Linked DNA regions of Mus musculus: region 2 is linked to region 1. The links are chromatin loops, found by intact Hi-C in ENCODE. Cell type or tissue: heart. All regions are shown on one strand. Links, peaks and the distances in the headings refer to the core of each region. The heading gives the core; the rest is flanking DNA.

The links. A loop is a pair of places that touch in the nucleus more often than their neighbours do. Peaks named below come from ENCODE experiments on the same cell type or tissue, not always from the same donor. Only the 100,000 strongest peaks of a DNase experiment are listed, where the experiment ranks them.
Region 2: it touches region 1 in a loop (8-fold over the local background); 15 of 42 quality-filtered maps call a loop at or near these places.

Annotation. Positions count from the first base shown.
Region 1 is chr5:29,694,022-29,702,883 of GRCm38, forward strand. Gm42245 (a long non-coding RNA gene) reads right to left here and starts at 5,840. Exons shown (of 3, transcript XR_880916.3): 1 at 5,697-5,840; 2 at 2,107-2,223. In heart, for the core only: no CTCF peak of the experiment used is centred there; no DNase peak of the experiment used is centred there.
Region 2 is chr5:29,753,868-29,762,729 of GRCm38, forward strand. All of the region lies in intron 5 of Dnajb6 (DnaJ heat shock protein family (Hsp40) member B6), which reads left to right. Among named protein-coding and RNA genes, the nearest start is that of Gm5129, 22 kb to the left of the region's middle. In heart, for the core only: no CTCF peak of the experiment used is centred there; no DNase peak of the experiment used is centred there.

The DNA.
Region 1 (8,862 bases), core at 418-8,417:
CCCTGGCCAGATCCACTCTGCTGACCATGTTCAGTCTACATCTTTCTCTCTCTACTCTGGACTCTCAGATTTCTTTGGCTGTTTTCTCTCACATATCTACAATAAAAACTTTCCCCTTAGGGCTGGAGAGATGGCTCAGCTGTTGAGAGCACTGGCTGCTGATCTGGCAGAGGACCCAGGTTCAGTTCCCAGAACCCACAGAGTAGCTCACAACCACCCATTGCTCCAGTTTCAGGTGTCTGATGCCCTCTTCTCCATGGGCTCTGTGCACACAGCACACAGACACACACAGAGAGAGAGAGACAGACAGAGAGAGAGAGACAGAGACACAGAGACAGAGAGAGAAAAGGGGCGTATGGGGAAAGGGAGAGGGAGGGAGAGGGAGAGAGAAAGAGAGAAAACAGAAACAAACAAAACTTCTCCTTAACCACACCAAGGAGTGGTCATGCCATCAGTTTATACAGGTCCCAGAGATCAAACTCAGGTTATCAAACCTGACAGCTAATGTCTTTTCTCCCTGACTCACCTTGTCTGCCCAAAATACTATTTAAAAGATGAAAGGTGAGTAATACCAGCCCTAGGATTGAGGCTGTAATCCATGCTAAGTGGGAAGACCACCTTACCCAACTGGGCCCTCAGTGAAGCAAGGGTCCAGAAACAACTCAAACAGCCCTCTCAAGAACCAGAGACAGAGACTGGAGAGATGGCTCAGTGGTTAAGAACACTAACTTGTACTTCCAGAGGTCCTGAGTTCAATACCCAACAACCACATGGTTGCTCTCAACCATCTGTAATGGGATCCAATGCCCTCTTCTGGTATGTCTGAAGACAGCTACGGTGTTACTCATGTACATAAAATAAATAAATAATTCTAACCCCCCCCCCCAAACAATTGAAAAAAAAAAAAAGAAAGAACAGAGACAACCACAAGGTGGTGGCACACACCTTTAATACCGGTATAGGACATAAAAACCGTGCCAGGTTGAGACCCAGAGACTCAGTGGGCACACACCTGAGACTTAGGCAAGTCCTCACTCCCTGACACTCTAGCCTGGAAACATGTCCTCCAAAACAGAGTTCTCCGTGCTAAAGATGTACCTAGCAGTCCAGAGGGTTTAGCCAATAAGCTTCCCTTCCCAGACATTCCTCCTTGCAAAACGTATTTAATCTCAGGTCCACCCGGAGAAATGAGTATAAATTATGCACCTGTTTTCCACATGAACAACCAATAACCTGTTTAGAACCATGGACTGTGTCTTTCATCAAGATCCGCTGTAGGGAGCCACGGAGAAGGCATTTGACTACAGAACAACCTGTAGAAGGCTCTCTGCACTACCAGTCACAACCATCACCAACAACTAAGGACAATCACCACTGGGACAAGCAGGAACTCCCATTTCCCCCTGCCCTAGACTAGACTCTATCCCCAGCCCAAGGGCCCATGACTCTGTTCTCAGCTCTTCCAGAACTCCCAGAGGCACCTGGATGTCCAAGAGTCTGAGAACCCCATGGCCCTGGTCTCATCGAACCCCCGAATCAGCTCCGGCTTTCCTGTATCTTAGACTGCACTTTCCCACCTTCAAAGTGATGTCTCAGAGCTTCCCTACAGCCTGGCACCCACCCTTGTGACAACAGCATGGGATAAGCACAGTCAAACTCCCCTCCCCAAGTGGCCATGCCCTGCGGTGGGATGGACATCGTCCAACATCCCAGTGTCTGGGAAACAGAGGCAGGCAGATCTCTATGAGTTCAAGACTAGCTTGGTCTACCAGAGATAAGACAGGCAAGGTGAAGCCAGGCGTTGGTGGTGCACACCTTTAATCCCAGCACTCGGGAGTCAGAGGCAGGCGGGTTTTTTAGTTCGAGGCCAGCCTGGTCTACAAAGTGAGTTCCAGGACAGCCAGGGAGAAACCCTGTCTCTAAAAACAAACAAACAAACAAACAAACAGACATGGTGGCTTTAGGAGCCAGCTAAAGTTACATAGAGAGACTATGGAGAGAGAGAGAGAGAGAGAGAGAGAGAGAGAGAATTCACCATACTTGCCCCCAGGGGTAGGAGGAAATAGAGAGGCCAGAGGGAGAAGGGAAGGCCAGCAGCAGCCCCACCTTGCATTTCTTCACCTTGGTTGCAGGCAAGAAGAACAAGACAGCTGTGTCCTGGCAGAGCTTCCGGCAAAGTTCCTGGCTGTCTTGGTCTCCAGGGCAGTGCCACACCACAGGGTTCTGAGGAAAAGGGAACCAGGACATTTGGAACCTGTTCAATAGTGCTGAGCTGCCCTGGCTCTGAACCTGTTCATCTTGTTTTGCTCTGCTTCTTCACGCCAACTCTTCTCAAACACCTTGGGTTTGGCTTTCTTGGACTTCCTTATGTCTCCATCTTGGAGCCCTTGCACTTCCTTCCTTCCTGAGGCTCCTCACCTGTCTTCTATTAGAGGTGGTAGAACAGGAGGGAGGAGATTCCACAACCCCAACCCAGTGCCTCACAGCTTATTATTCCAATCAACCTTGCTGCTACAACCTCTCATGTCCTTGGAAGCTACCAAAGGTAGCACTGGGAATTTGGCCTCTTGCCCAGGCTCAAACTTCAGATAGATAGGGAAGACTCTACAGTACAAAACACACCCCATGTGGGCTGAATATAAACTACATTTCCTTTGACCCCTTGAATGTAGTGTTTCACTTGTTAACCTGTATGTGGCACCCCTCTCAGGCTGTCTGCTTTCCTTTTAAGACAAACCTTTTTCACCAGCTTGGGATCCCATCAGGCACAGAGCTTGCTGTGAAACCCACAAAGGTGTTGGTTGTTTAGCTTTCACATCCTACCAGGGTCAACAACCACAGACACTACAAACATATAGATGGCATATGCTAAGCACCAGCTGTTTACATTGGCCATACAGGCATATAATGGTATATGTTATGTACCAACTGTTTACATTGGCTATCTGTATATAAGCTTCGACCAACCTGAGGAACCTATGTTATTTCCGAATTTGTGTGTCATACTAAGACTAAATCCTGTAGGAGGATATATTCTAGGGCTGAGCCTCTTCACAGGTTTTGGATTCCATCAGGGAAGTCAAGTACAGCTGGATGTCAGTCTAGGTGGGCACCCAAGGGAGGAGATTACTATTTTATTGGGTTCTTATACTTCTAACTTATTCTACCCTAATCCCTTCCAAGCCTCCAACACTGGGTAGGAAAGAAGGAAGGTTAGAGGAGAAAAGTGGCATAGACTGCTTAAGACTACTTCCTGCTAGTTAGGGACAATGAGTTCCTTGGCGCAAGTCCAATCTTTTTTGTTTGTTTGTTTGTTTGTTTGTTTTTTGCTTTTCGAGACAGGGTTTCTCTGTGTAGCCCTGGCTGTCCTGGAACTCACTCTGTAGACCAGGCTGGCCTCGAACTCAGAAATCCGCCTGCCTCTGCCTCCCGAGTGCTTGAGATTGAAGGCGTGCGCCACCACACCCAGTGGGGCAAGTCCAATCTTTGTTGTCAGGGTATCTCCAACTTCTTGTCAAACCACAAGAGCAACAACCAGGAGCAGCAGAAACCACATCAGTAGCCTCCCTACCCCTCTCTGGGCTCTGGCATTTGTTCCCTCTCCAGAGTCCCCAGAATTAAACTATCAGCACCTGGCAAAAAACACACCTCTGCTAGTGCATGAGGCAAATCATAATCACTTGCTGTAAAGCAGCCGCTCATCCCACACCTGGGATTAAAACAAAAATACAGGGGGCTGGTGAGATGGCTCAGTGGGTAAGAGCACCCGACTGCTCTTCAGAAGATCCAGAGTTCAAATCCCAGCAACCACATGGTGGCTCACAACCATCCGTAATGAGATCTGACTCCCTCTTCTGGTGTGTCTGAAGACAGCTACAGTGTACTTACATACAATAATAAATAAATCTTTAAAAAAAAAAATACAGCCAGGCATGGTGGCGCACGCCTTTAATCCCAAGCACTCAGGAGGCAGAGGCAGGCAGATTTCTGAGTTTGAGGCCAGCCTGGTCTACAGAGTGAGTTCCAGGACAGCCAGGGCTACACAGAGAAACCCTGTCTCGAAAAGCAAATAAATAAATAAATAAATAAATAAATAAATAATAAAACAAATATATATTCACATAACATAACTGGGTTTTTAAAGATTTATTTATTTTTATTTATATGAGTACACTGCAGCTGTCTTCAGACACACACCAAAAGAGGGCATCAGATCCCATTACAGATGGTTGTAAGCCACCATGTAGTTGCTGGGAATTGAACTCAGAACCTCCGGAAGAGTAGTTAGTGCTCTTAACCACTGAGCCATCTCTCCAACCCCCATAACTGAGTTTTTTAAAGAAACCAAAATTTTCACTACGTAGGACTGACCATGTAAAAAAGAGGAAGATGGAAGGGAAAGTGGCCTTGCAAAGGCTTTTGGGAATTATTCAGGTAATCCAAAGAGCTATTGAAGGACTGGGAGAAGGGTAGAGCTTCCAGGATCAGGTGTCCATTTACAGTGCAGGCTGGGAAAGATGAGAGGTGCAAAGTACATCAGGAGCCACACATTCCAGGGCACGGAGGTCACACGCCAAGCTCTGGGTGGAGCAGGAATGACTCAAGGAGCCACGCCCCATAAGGCAGGGACCATTGAGCTCAGTGTAGACAGATGAGCAGAGCTGAGTAGCTGGCCAGGCTACTCCTACCTTCAAGGAATTCAAAGAAATGGGAACTGCTTCCACAGCACCACACAATGCTAGCTCAGCTGCCAGCCCCACCCTGGCCATGTGGCATGGAGCTGCCCAATCCGTGAATGTTCTCATACAGGGAGGACCAAAGAACTCTAAGCAGCCAAGGTCCTTCACTCAGCTAGTGAAGGGTGTATACTGGGACAGGGCAAGTCCCACAGCATGGATAAGAAAGAATGTGCCAGCCTCAAAATGCCCCAGGTGCTTTTATTGCAGGAGGGAGAACGGAGGTCTTGGGATATGGGAAGGAAAATGGAGGAAGCAAGATGCAGCATGGAGGGGCTGAAGTAATGGCTCAGCGGTTAAGAGCACCGACTGCTCTTCCAAAGGTCCTGAGTTCAATTCCCAGCAACCACATGGTGGCTCACAACCATCTGTAACAATATCTGACTCCATCTCCTGGAGTGTCTGAAGACAGCTACAGTGTAACTTATATATAATAAATAAATAAATAAATCTTTAAAAAAAAGATGCAGCATGGAGGATAAAGGATACAGGATCCATGATGGAGAATAGAAGACATAGTATGAAAGGAGAATGCAGGATACGAGATGCAAGATGCAGGGTAGATGGAACAGGACACAGGAGGCAGGTTGCAAGATGGAAGATGAACACAGAGCAGAAGATGCAGGATGAAGGACAGAGGTGTTGCATGGGAGATGAAGAACACAGGACACAAGATGCAGGAAGGAGGATACAGGGAAGTAAGAGATAGTCCTGCTTGCCCATAGCTGCCATCTAATAGCCTCAGCATAAAAAATGAACAAATTATCCCTGCTCACTGGTTCAAACCCTGAACTGAGCAGTTGTCAGGCAGGACTGAGTCCATCCAGGGAGCAGGGATTTCCTGTGGAAGGCTGTGTGCCTGTGGGCACCAGTACCTTAAGGTAGTGCCCTAGAAAACCTCAGGGCTCCTGCCTGGGTGCCCTGCCCAGACCTGCTTTCCTGAAAACACTCAGAACTTACCTTTCCCCTGGAAAGGCCTCTGTCTCTGAAATGGCAGAGTTGGTTTGTTCTGGCTATCATGTAAATGACTGAGTGACTAGGAGCCTAGCTGAGAGCAGAGGAGGACCCAGAGAGCTCACAATCTGTAGGAACATCGTCAGGACTTTCTCAGGGTTGTTTGGAGGATGTTTCTTAAGGGTATCACTGGGCGGAGGCTGCTGCCCAGTCCCAGCTTGTCCTGGAGGAAGTGGATGGGAGGAATTAATGCAATGTAAGTGTGAAAGGTAGAGGAGTGTGGTGGGAATGAGTCATAGGTGGGTAGAGCAGACAGGTCTGCCTGACTGTGCTGGGAAGCAGGTCTCAGGAACAGCTGGTTGAGTGGCCTTGGAGTTCAGATCTGACTACTTGCCTTGAAAGGGCTGCTGTCCTAGTTATTTCTTTATCTGTCAGTCAGTATCTGAAAACAGCCACACAGCACACTGCATTCAGCATCAACAGTCTTAGAGAAAGACCCATGTTCCCAGGTGGGTGCACAAGCTATATGGCTCACCTGCAATACCTATGACCAGAGAAAGGCTGGACAGGTGCCACTGCCAGATGCCCAGGAGCGTGGGGAGAGAGAAGACACCACCTCATATAACAGGGACAGAGCTGGGTGAAGGAATAGAGGGGGTGTAACTACCATGACCCCTGGGGAGCCAGGGCCTTGACCTCCTACTCTGAGCTAAGTCACTATGAGGTTTCACAATCCTCAGGACTGCCCTCCTGGTGACTGGCATATGACCTCAACATATGGTCAGTTCTGCCCCTCTCAGTTCAGAGGTTACATCCCAGAAAAATAACAGCAAAATGATATAAAGACAGACTCCCAGGTCTCCTAGCCTTGCTGAGGAAGGACATTCTGAACAGGCTGCATGCAGATGGTTGCGTCCAAAGGAAACTCTAATTCCCCAAGCCCCAAAAGACAATCCAAACATCCAGAAATGGGCTCAACCTAGGCTATAGGAGGATTTCTGGCAGTTAGATAAAAGCCAGCATTCCGTGCTGGAGAGATGGCTCTGTGGTTAAGAACACTGACTGCTCTTCCAGAGGTCCTGAGTTCAAGTCCAGCAACCACATGGTGGCTCTGAAAGATCCTGACAGAATGTAAAAGGTCACAGAAGCCCTGAAATTGGCAAAATAGATTCCACTGTTAGCAGAACTAGCTTCATTGATTTAGAAACATAGAGGTGCACAATGCTCTGGTCACTCCTTGAACCTGTGTGTCTGCCAATGTTTTGACAGTTCCTTGAACCCAGGTGTGTGCCCACTGCTGCACCTCACAATACTGGTTTCTGGGAAAGAGTCAGAAAATCTCCCCAGCAACCACATCCGGGCCAATCCTGAGTTGCTACACCTGCACCAGACTCTTTCCTTGTACCCCTCCCATACCCATTTCTTGAGAATAGACATTGTTTAGATCTGGAAATCCCCTACTCTCCCTTCTCCTCCCCCCCCTTCCCCCCGAGGGCCTATAAAAACTGAGACCCCTTTCCCCTCGAGGTCGACTCCTCTACCCCTGCGTGGGATATGAGTCGTCCCCAGAGCTCTGGCTTTCCCCAAATAAAGCCTCATGTGGTTTGCATCAAGCTTGGTCTCTCGTGAGTTCTTAGGTGTCCACTATTGTCCCGAGACCTGAGCGAGGGGCTCCTCTAGGAGTCTTTCAGCTCACAATCATCTGTAATGGGATCTGATGCCCTCTTCTCTTCTGGTATGTGTCTGAAGACAGGGACAGTGTACTCATACAAATAAAATAAATAAATCTTTAAAAAAAAAAAAAAGCCAGCGCTCCTCAGAAATTGTGAAGCTGTTCTCCACTGAAAGGAGTCATTTCCCTTACCTCTGGCTGAAGGTACACAGGGCTACTCATGTTGCCTTTGGCATTTCAAAACTTATGATGGTCTCCAGGCTCCTCAATATCATAAGTACCTGTTATACATTTCAAAATCCACACTAGTACCCTGGCCCTTTTCACAGTACATTACCACTGTCTTCAGCTATAACAGGAGAGGGCATCAGATCCCATTATAGATGGTTGTGTGCCCATTTCATGTGACTGCTGGGAATTGAACTTAGGACCTTTAGAAGAGCAGTCAGTGCTCTTAGCCACTGACCCACCTCTCCAGCCCCCAGTCTACTAATCTCTTCCTCTATTCTGGATTCTTCCAGACGCCTCCAACTGTGCTCTTTTTCATATCTACAATAAAACACTCCCCCTTACCCAGGGAGTGGTGGGTCATACCTTTAATCCCAGCACTCAGGCAGCAGAAGCAGGTGAATCTCTAAGTTCAAGGATAGCCTGGGACACACAGAAAAACCCTGTCTCTAAATAAATTAATAAATAATCCTTCCCCTTTACTATATTGATTTATACAGAGATGAGTCTTGAGGACCCTGCAGTACTGCACCAGTGCAGTGCGTCAGTCAGAGAGGACAGGTCATAGAGGAGCTTAGGGGAAAAGTTAAGACTGTAATTTTACTGCCTGGTACAGTGTCTCATGCCTATAATCCCAACAGTTCTGGGGTGACATTTACCCAATAGAGAGAAAGGAGAGAGCAGCTGAGGCTTTTGGGGAAATGAAAACAGTGTCTTTAGTAGAAAGATGTGCCACATGGGTGTAGAGAGATACCCAGTGCAGCAAGTCAGAGCCAAGAGATACAAGAGGATGTCTAGGCACGTACTATTAGAAACCAGATGCTCCCCTGGCCCCTGCCCACCATTAGCAGCTCAGTGGAAGCAGCCAAAACCAAATGCAACACATCTCCACTATCATCAGGAGTTTCATATTCTCTGTATATGCATGAGATAGACCCTTTTAAAAGGGTCTGGCCACCACAGCCTGCTCTCTGTTTCCTGGTCTCTCTGTCTCTCAAGTCTTGGTCTCTCTGTTTCTGCCCCCCCCCCCACACACACACACCCTCATCCAGAGGCATCCTTTGCATACAGACTACCCTCAATAAATCTCTCCTGTGAGATCTGCTGCCTTGAGTGACTTTTCAGTATATCCTGGCCCAGACCTGCAAAGGTACTCCAAGGTTTTCATGTTTTTATACTTGATATTTCTTACATGTGAATGGGCAGGTATGCACAGGCATGAGTGTGGGGATATAAGTGTGTGTGTGTGTTCAGGCATGATAGTGATAAGGA
Region 2 (8,862 bases), core at 396-8,395, 60 kb after region 1:
TTATTCTATCCTAGTTAATTTGTTTTTGCTCTCTGGTGAATTCATGGTTGGGACAGGATAAGATGTTGGAAATCTGATCTTAAACATTTATTTCTTGCTTTTGATACTCAGGATTTGAAACCAGGATCTTGGATATACTGACATCTTTAGTATTCACCTACTTCCACTCTACAAGCTAGTTTATTAGTGAGTTTGCGAAACGCACTAAATATCATAGATGCTGGTCCAGAACACACACATGAGTTCCATAAACACACCTTTTCTAACTGTTATTGTAGTCCACTTTAGCGTGTGAAGAAAGGATGCATCTAGAACAAGGCAGATGGCATTCTGATAGCAGCTGTTGGAATTTGGGAAAGTAGATTCTCCTATCTCTTGCCTTTATTCTGATGCCTGACCCTGGACTCTTAGGGATCTTGTGCATAGGTGCAAACGTTTCCATGTCCTTGTCAGCTGTCACTTAGTTACTAGAGATCTTCCTTATGGCTGACCATTGGTGAGCACTGGACATGGGAGGTCAGCATTGAATGTGTTATTGCTGCCTTTCTTTTGTCCTGGTGCACTGAGAGGGAAACATCCTGTGTGGCTGAAGAGATTGAACATCACCAGCAAACCCCCAGGAGGAAAAAGACAGTTGTGTCTACCAGTGATAGCAAAGGGAGACAGGTGGGATCCCTGCATGGCATGGCATGGGTGTGAAGAGGAACAAGTCACCCTGGATCTGGTAGGTGTTGTGATACGAAGTTGACCTCAATGGGCGTGTGTGTGGAGGGGAGGGAGAGGCAGAGACTGATTTCCTTTAACCTGCCTTTTAGAGAGAGAGTTTTTGTTTTATTTGTTTTGTTTTTTTTTTTTTTTTTTTGAGACAGGGTTTCTCTGTATAGCCCTTGAACTCACTCTGTTGACCAGGCTGGCTTCAAACTCAGAAATCCTGCCTCTGCCTCCTGAGTGCTGAGACTAAAGGAGAGAGAGCGCCACCACGCCCGGCTAGAGAGAGGTATTTTACTTTTGTCTGATCTTCCTGAGGGAAGGAAAGCAGTGAATGTGTCAGAGCATGCTCACTCATAGCTGAAATTAAATAGGAGAAAGGTTATTGTGAGAGAGGGTTGGGATGGACCAGCTTGTTTAATGTTTGCAGAAACCTACAGAAAGCTTCCTATAAACAGATGAGTAAGAGTAAGGCCAGTGACAGGATTGTAGAGCATTTACAATCTCAGTAGACATCAGGAGTAGACAAGAACAGCAGCAGTAGTCTTGTCTAAATATGGCTCAGCAGGTAAAGGTACCTGTCACCAAACTTGAAGTCCTGAATTCTATGGTTGAGTATTTATTTGTACAGGAACACACTAATAAATGTGAAAAAAAAAATAAAGATCTCTTCCAATGGCTTCTACATATTTAAGATGAGCAAAAGTAATTTGTAGTAAGAGAAGATGAAAATGTGTTGTATTCTCAGTAACTCTTTAAGGAAACTAAGATACAGCTAAACGTGATCGATCATGCTTAGCTGAAGTACCGGCTCCGAGCATCAAGGTAGCCTACCCCACCTAGGAATAACCAAAATAAAGCAATACAATTGCTTCTATGTATTTTTTTTTCTTTAGAAATTAGTGTTTAGTAATTTACACTTTGGTTTGTCATGGGACAGCAGTGTTAAATGGGATCTGTTCTCATGTCTTAGCTGTGGGTTGATAGCTGAGTGAAAGACTTGTGTTCTCCAGTTTGGGAGTTAATAAGATAAAGTAGGCCGACTTTTCTGTCTTTGAGGAGTTCAGGTAACACTGCATTATCTTGCTTAATTAAAAAAAAAATTGAAACCTGTATTGTGCACATCTTTGTAATCTAGAACTTGGGAGCTTGGGACAGAAGGATCATGAGTTTGAGGTGAGTTAAGGATACATAGTGAATCACAAAACAACAAAAACTAACAACTCCAAAACTCACTTGGGGTGCAAGGTAGATAGATGCCAGGTATTTTGAGACTAGCCTGAGCTACTCTGAGATCCTGTCTAGAAGACAAACAAAAATTAAGGGCTGTGGATCTTGGTCAGATGCTTGCCTGTTATGTACAAACCCTGGATTCTTTCTGTCCCTAGCACTGTCACAGAAAAGAGGCCTGTGTTCCTTTTTAGGGAATTAATACTCAAGTGCTTGTTCTCCTTGAGAAAAAGAATCTGTCACTCTAGTCTAGACAGTTCTTTCTATGGAGCGTTTGATTAGATGTGCCTGTTTGTATCAGTAGTGCAAGAAAAAATGTAGTAGGCTTGCTAAGCCTGCTTCACCCCAGGGATGGCTCAGGTAGGCACTCCTTCCTTGCTTTGCCAACATAAGTGTGGCAGTGATAATTCTTTAATCCATTCTTATAGGTCTTCTAGGGGACTTCCATTTTCAGGCAGTAAGGATTTTCGCACAGGAAAAGAAGTTGCTCCATGGCTACTACGTGTATGAGGTGACCGTGCAGCCTACTGGTGGTATGTGGAGTGTAGACTGGGTCTTTTGTGCAGGGCTGGGGAACTTAGTGTATAGTCAGCAGTATCCAGAGCCCTTGTAAACCCAGTCACAATGTCTCTTGATTGTAGCCAGTTACCCAGTTACTTTTCAGTTTTTAAGTTTTCATGCAGCCAGCTTTTATATTCCGTTTTTTGTTTTGTTTTGTTTTTTTTTTTTTTTTGCGGGGGGAGGGGGAGTGTTTTTGTTTTTCAGAGGCGCTTACTCTTACAAATATGCTGGATGCAGTATAATTATTGTGCCAACAATCACAGCTACTTGGGAGGTTGAGACAGAGTCTTTTCTGGGTTTTATAGACCCAGTCCCTATCCCTTCTCTATCTCTCAAAAAGTCATTTTTAAGATTTTTGTTTTTAAAATGTAATCCATGCCGTCCCTGTATTTCTGGCTAGCATTTCAAGTGCTGGGATCGCATAATGTCCTCATGTCCTGTTGTGAGGTATTGTTGAGCTACACTGTGCTAAAAAAATTTCAGGTCTCTTCCCTTGGTGATGGGGTGGGCTTCCTAGAGACCATGAGAAGGGAGATGCTCTGGAATCCTGCAGAAATCTTGAAACACTGTTCCCTGTGACTGAAAACTTTTCCAGGAAGGCCAGAATATTGGCAGTTCCCACAAGGAGCTTAGTAGTGAAGGGGGTGTATATGGAATGCTGAGGTTAGCTAACCTTTACATTTCCCAGAATATGATCTTACCCATAACTGAACCTTTGTTGGAATGTTGATTGAAGACAGGGTGTGCATTATTAATTCATATTCGATTCATCTCTTTACTGGGTGTGCTTTACTAACTCAGGACATGATTACTTTTGTCCTGGTTCTGTAAACCTGATAATTTAAGACTGACAAGTACTTGGCAGTAGTAGGGTTTTTGGTTCTACTAGTTATGACAGGAAGTATCTCTTAGAGAACTGTGTGGGTTCACTTTGTCCTTATGCTCAGGAATGACCACATTGCCTTTGACATTGCTGTTGGCAGAGGGTCTTTCCTTTCCCTTTATCACCTAGTTTGCTCTTTCTTCACAAAGACTTGTGAATCCGGGGAAGGACTTGGTAGCCCACTGGCCTATGGTATGGAGAGCCTTGGAACAAGCCTTGTGGGGGAGGGTGATTGTGTGGAGGGTACTTCTTCTGAGCCATGAATTTAATGTAGTGAGTCAGTCATTTTACTCTCCAGGATTCGAGGAAGTGGCCAGTGAGGACTTGGAACCTAGTGAAGAACTAGACCAGCCCTGTTTTGAGGAGTCAGTAGAAGACGCCCTGAGTGACGAGCACAGTGAGGTTTTGGATGTGATATCCAGTGAGGAGCTGGACCTTAGTGAAGATGAGTCAAGTGAAGGCTGTAGCTGGGGCCAGGGCGGACTTCTCAGTGAGGACCTGGACCTCGTCTCCAGCGAGGAGGAAGCCAGTCTCGGGGATGCGGAGGAGCTCAGCGAGGAGTATGAGGAGCTGCTGAGCGAGGAGGAGCACAGTGGGCCGGACCCCGAGGCGCTGCTTGTTCAACAATAAACAAAAAGGAATGGCCTGGGTCTCTGTTTTATAAGAAGGTTTATTTTATTTAAAGTTTATCTAGAATAAAAAGAATTGCTTCTATCACCACCATGTTGTATTTGGTCAGATTACGAGAGTTGACTTGAACACCAAGGAGGGGAGGGGTCCAGATGCCCCAGGTCAGTCCTCTTTGTAGGAGGACTGAACCACCAGCCAGGTAGCACTGAGAGTACTGTAACAAAGTGATTTAGACAACAGAAACTTCCCCCAGAGTGCTGCAACCAAGGTAAAGGTATGCCAGGGTCCCTGTTGGCCTGAGGCAGATGTGCTATAGGCAGTTCCCAGCTGCTAAGAGGCCTCAGTGAGCCTTCATATCATCTCTGTTACAGCGTCATCCTGTGACCAGCGATGATCCCTGGCCCATAATTCCTTTTGATCTTGATTATTTCAGGGAGCTGGTAGTAAGCCCAGGATCATTTAAGATGAGGTGAGATTCCAGCTCAGTAAGATTTCTTAGCAGTTGCTTAGGTTTAAATCCTAGTCTATACAGCTTAGAAGCTAGTAGTGCATTTAGAAGTAGGAAGTCTTGAAAGCTGGGGATGTTTAGAGAGAAGAGTTGGGAGTTAGGAAAAATGTAATTTCAGAGATCAGTGGTGCTGTCAGAACAGATGGCTTAATCTTGCATTGGATTGATGACTGCATCTCAGGCTTGATCACACACATGTCCTTAATTGCTTTAAGGACAAAGTACCATTTCTCTTCCCAGTGGGATTTGAAAGAGAGAAGTAGATAAGATTTAAAAGTATGTAGAAACACGTTATAGACCAGTTTCCAGTTGTTACATTTTCAATGGGTTTTAGACCACAGCTTGCCTGCAACTTTCATTAGCTTCCTTGTTCTTTCTAAAACAAAGATGGTAGATGTGATATTGAGTTATAGACTCACTGTGCTCTCAAGCTTGTTCTGGCCAGGAAGGAGGAGGATGAGGCCACTTTGCTCCCCCCCTCCCCCAATATCTGGTTGATTCAAGATTGCTAATATATACTCATTTTAAAAAAATTATTTTTTATGCATTGATATTTTGTCTGCATGTCAAGGTGTCAGATCCCCTGGAGCCTGTTGTGAGCTGCCATGTATGTACGTTCTGGGAATCGAACCCTGGGCCCCCTGGAAAAGCAGCTAGCCCCTGAAGACATTTGTTCTTAGGCTTGTTTTTTGCATTGAGCAGTACAGTGAGGCTTTCATTTACTTTCTAAGGTTTTCCTGTAACACTTTTTTCCCCTCCATGCTCCCCCCCCCCCCCCCCACACACACACACATAAGTGACGAACACAAGTACCTTGCTTGGTTGCACAGTACAAAATTTGATTTTTTGAGACAGGGTTACTCCATGTAACCCCACCTGGCCTGGAACTTGCTTTGTAGATCCAGCTGGCCTCAACTCATATTAGTCTGACTTTGCCTCTTTCTCCTGTGTGAAGATTAAAGGGGTGTCCATCACGTCTGGCTCACTTTTATATTCTGTTGATGACAGTGGACAACTCACAGGTGAGCCCCACATCCTTGGTGGGCATATCCATGATGTTCTTCAATAGGAGTACTTTAGTGAACCCTAAGCTTCCTGGTATGGGAACAGTGCCAATGCATTTATCTTTTGGAAGGGGAAGTAGCAGGTTCACGTTTTTTAAGAGCAATTAGCACAGGAGATGAACTAAGTACTGAGTTGTCATCTTCGAACAGCAGAACGTACCTCCCCATCCTCCCAACAGAGCCATCGGATGTCCTAGCATGTAACCTAGTCTAGGTTACAGTTCTGATTACTGTGTTTCCAAGGTTCCTCATGCAGTAGACTAATTATAAACAAAATCACTTTACAAGATGGAAGTGACACAGTTTGTTTAACATACACAACACCCTTTAGTTCTGTCTATCCCGAGTGTCAATCTGACTCAGTGTGGTGCTGGGCTGTGGTTTTATTTCTATTAATTCCAAGGAGTCATTTTCCATTCTTGAAGTGTAAAAAGATAACCATTTGAAAAATGGGAGTTGTATGCAATGAGGGAATACTTTAAATTTAGCTCTGAGGAGTGGAATTAGTCCTTGCCCTGTATGTCTCCTTAGGGTGTTGTTTTTCTTTTTTCTGTTTAAAATTAATTTTGCTATATGTTCATTGTTATTTTGCCCGGATATATATCTATGAAGGTGTCAGATCCCCTGGAACTGGAGTTAGACAGTTGTGAGCTGCCATGTGGCTACTGGGTATTGAACTTAGAACCTCTGGAAGAGCAGTCAGTGCTTTTAACTGCTGAGCCATCTCTCCAGCCCTATTTTTCTTTTGTTTTTGCTTGAGAATTGGTTTCACCTTGTGGCCTTGGCTAGCTGAGAATTTATAGCAGTCCTTTTGCCTTAGGGCTAGGCTTAGGTGACATGTGCAACTGCTTAGCAGTTTTGTGAGGAGGTAGATCCCAGTGAATTGCCCAGGTTGGCCTAGTTCTCAAGTGCTGAGATTTTATTCCTATGTTGTGTTGGTAATTTGGTTTTAAAGTCACTCAGTTTTTAGTTGCTAGGAATTTCCATGGTGTATTCTGCCCCCACACTTAGTCCTCCACCCCTTTGCACTTTTCTGTTTTGGCTTTTGTATTTGGGAGTTGATAAGGAAGCATAGGAATATGGAGTGTTTGGGCCATGAGTCATTAGTATATTCTACCTGCTGTTTGAGTTGTGTTCAGTGCATAGTTTGCTCCTGGGCTTTTATTGGTAGGGAGCTCACAGAAACATAAGCTTTCAATTTAGCATTCTGTAATATAAAATGTGGACATTTCATTAGTGTTATATGTTTACCTCGTTTAGACCTTTTGTTACCTTCTCTGTACTCTGTTTTTTCTTTCTTTTCTTTTTTTCTTTCTACCACTTAGATATTTTTGTCAGTCCTTTGCATGTTGGTTACTTCAGTGTCAGAAAACAGGATCACACAAAGTTCTTCCTTAAAATATTTAAAATGTATGGGTGCATGCCTGGTGTTGGCAGACACTAGAAGAGGGAGTCTGATTCCCCGAGGCTGTACTTATGAATGGCTGTGAGTCCCCCTGTATATGCTGGGAATGGAACTCCTTGGATCCTCTGGAAGAGCAGTCAGTACTATATATACTAAAGTTTTGTTCAGTAAATTACACGCAGGTGTGTGTTTTGGCTGTTGGAGGTCAGAGGACATTCTGCAGTTTCTTTACCCACTTTTGATAATACCAAGGATTGCATTCTTGTCCGCAGCCATATACACACTGTTCTGTTTTCATTCCTTGAGACAGGCTCTTATTATGTAATAGCTCCACTGGCTTCAAACTTGGGATCCCATCACTTTCAGTTGCTATTATGAATGAATTTTAACATTGTAACTGAAATGATGTGTCTTGGTGATTCATGGGATGGAGCACATAGCCTAGCACATGTTAAGGAAGTGCTGCCACTGAAGTCTCCAAATAATCCAGAACAGTTAATAAGGAGAAATTACAGTGGCTCCTTTTGTATTGTCTTGGTATCCTTTAAAAAACAACAAAAAATAGACCACTAAATAAAACTTTAGCATTTGCAAATAAAGACATGGTTGGGTCGGGGCATATAATGGGGCTTAGCTGGTTAAAAAAAGCATTTGCTGTGCAAGCCTGATGACTTGAGTACGTCCATAGACAGTAAAGGTGGAAGGAGAGAACTGCCCTGTGTCCTCCATAACTATGCTATGTTCGTACCCCCACTCCAAATTGTGTACGTAGATATACTTCTAAAGATTTTGGAAAAGACACAGGCTTGGTTAGTTTAAGATTAGCTGTGGAGAATTTGTCATGATGATGTGGATTGTCTCTAATTTGTGAATTATCTTACAGTATGTTTTAACTGCTTAGAGCTGAAAGTCAAGATATGCGCGCCTAGGCTGGCTTCAAACTCAGCTATCTGATCCTCCTGCCCTTTGCATCTGCTGGGTTCACAGGTGCTGGGGATGAACCTGTGCTTTTTTAGTAAGCTCCAGCCCAGCCATTCGAAATACAAACAAACACAGCTCTGTAGTCCTGATTGGCCCAGAACCCAGAGGTTGCCCTTCCTCTGCCTCCTGAGTGCTAGGATTAAAGTATTATTCACCATACTGACTTAATGATTCTTTTGTTTTTAGTTTGGGTATTATAAATACAAGAATAACTATCCATGTTGTAGACCTGCTGTCTAGGAAACCTCTGTGGCATACATACTTGGTTTGTTGTCTGCTAATTAGTTTGAGAGCCTCTTTGTAAATGAAATGCCCAAGTTTTGTTTTTGTCTTTTCAGTTTTTAAAAAAAATTATTTATTATACACACAGTGTTCTGCCTGCATATATGTCTGAATGTCAGAAGAGGCCACCAGATCTCATTATAAATGGTTGTGAGCCACCATGTGGTTGAACTCAGGTCCTCTGGAAGAGCAGTCAGTTATCTCAACCTCTGAGCCATCTCTCCAGCCCATGTACAAGTTTTATTTACAGTCTTTGTAGCGACTGGGAAATTTTACTTAGTCTTTTTCTTTTAAATAATGGGAGAACAGGAGTCTGTTTATAAGGTGTGGCCTATACTGGAACATAGCAACACAGCATTCGGGTCAGACAGCTCACATATGGTGCCGCTTTCTGGCTTCTGGGCACTATACCCAAATGTACAAACCCATACACAGACATACTCTTACATATTTAAAAATAGATTCTGGGAAGAAAAAAGTAATTAAATACAATAAAACAAAATTCATAAAAATGACATCCCTTAGTCAAAACTCCCACACAGCTGTGGGTCATGTTGGTGAATACATAAGTTCCTTTCACTCAGCCACTGTCAAACCTTGGAAGAAGCCA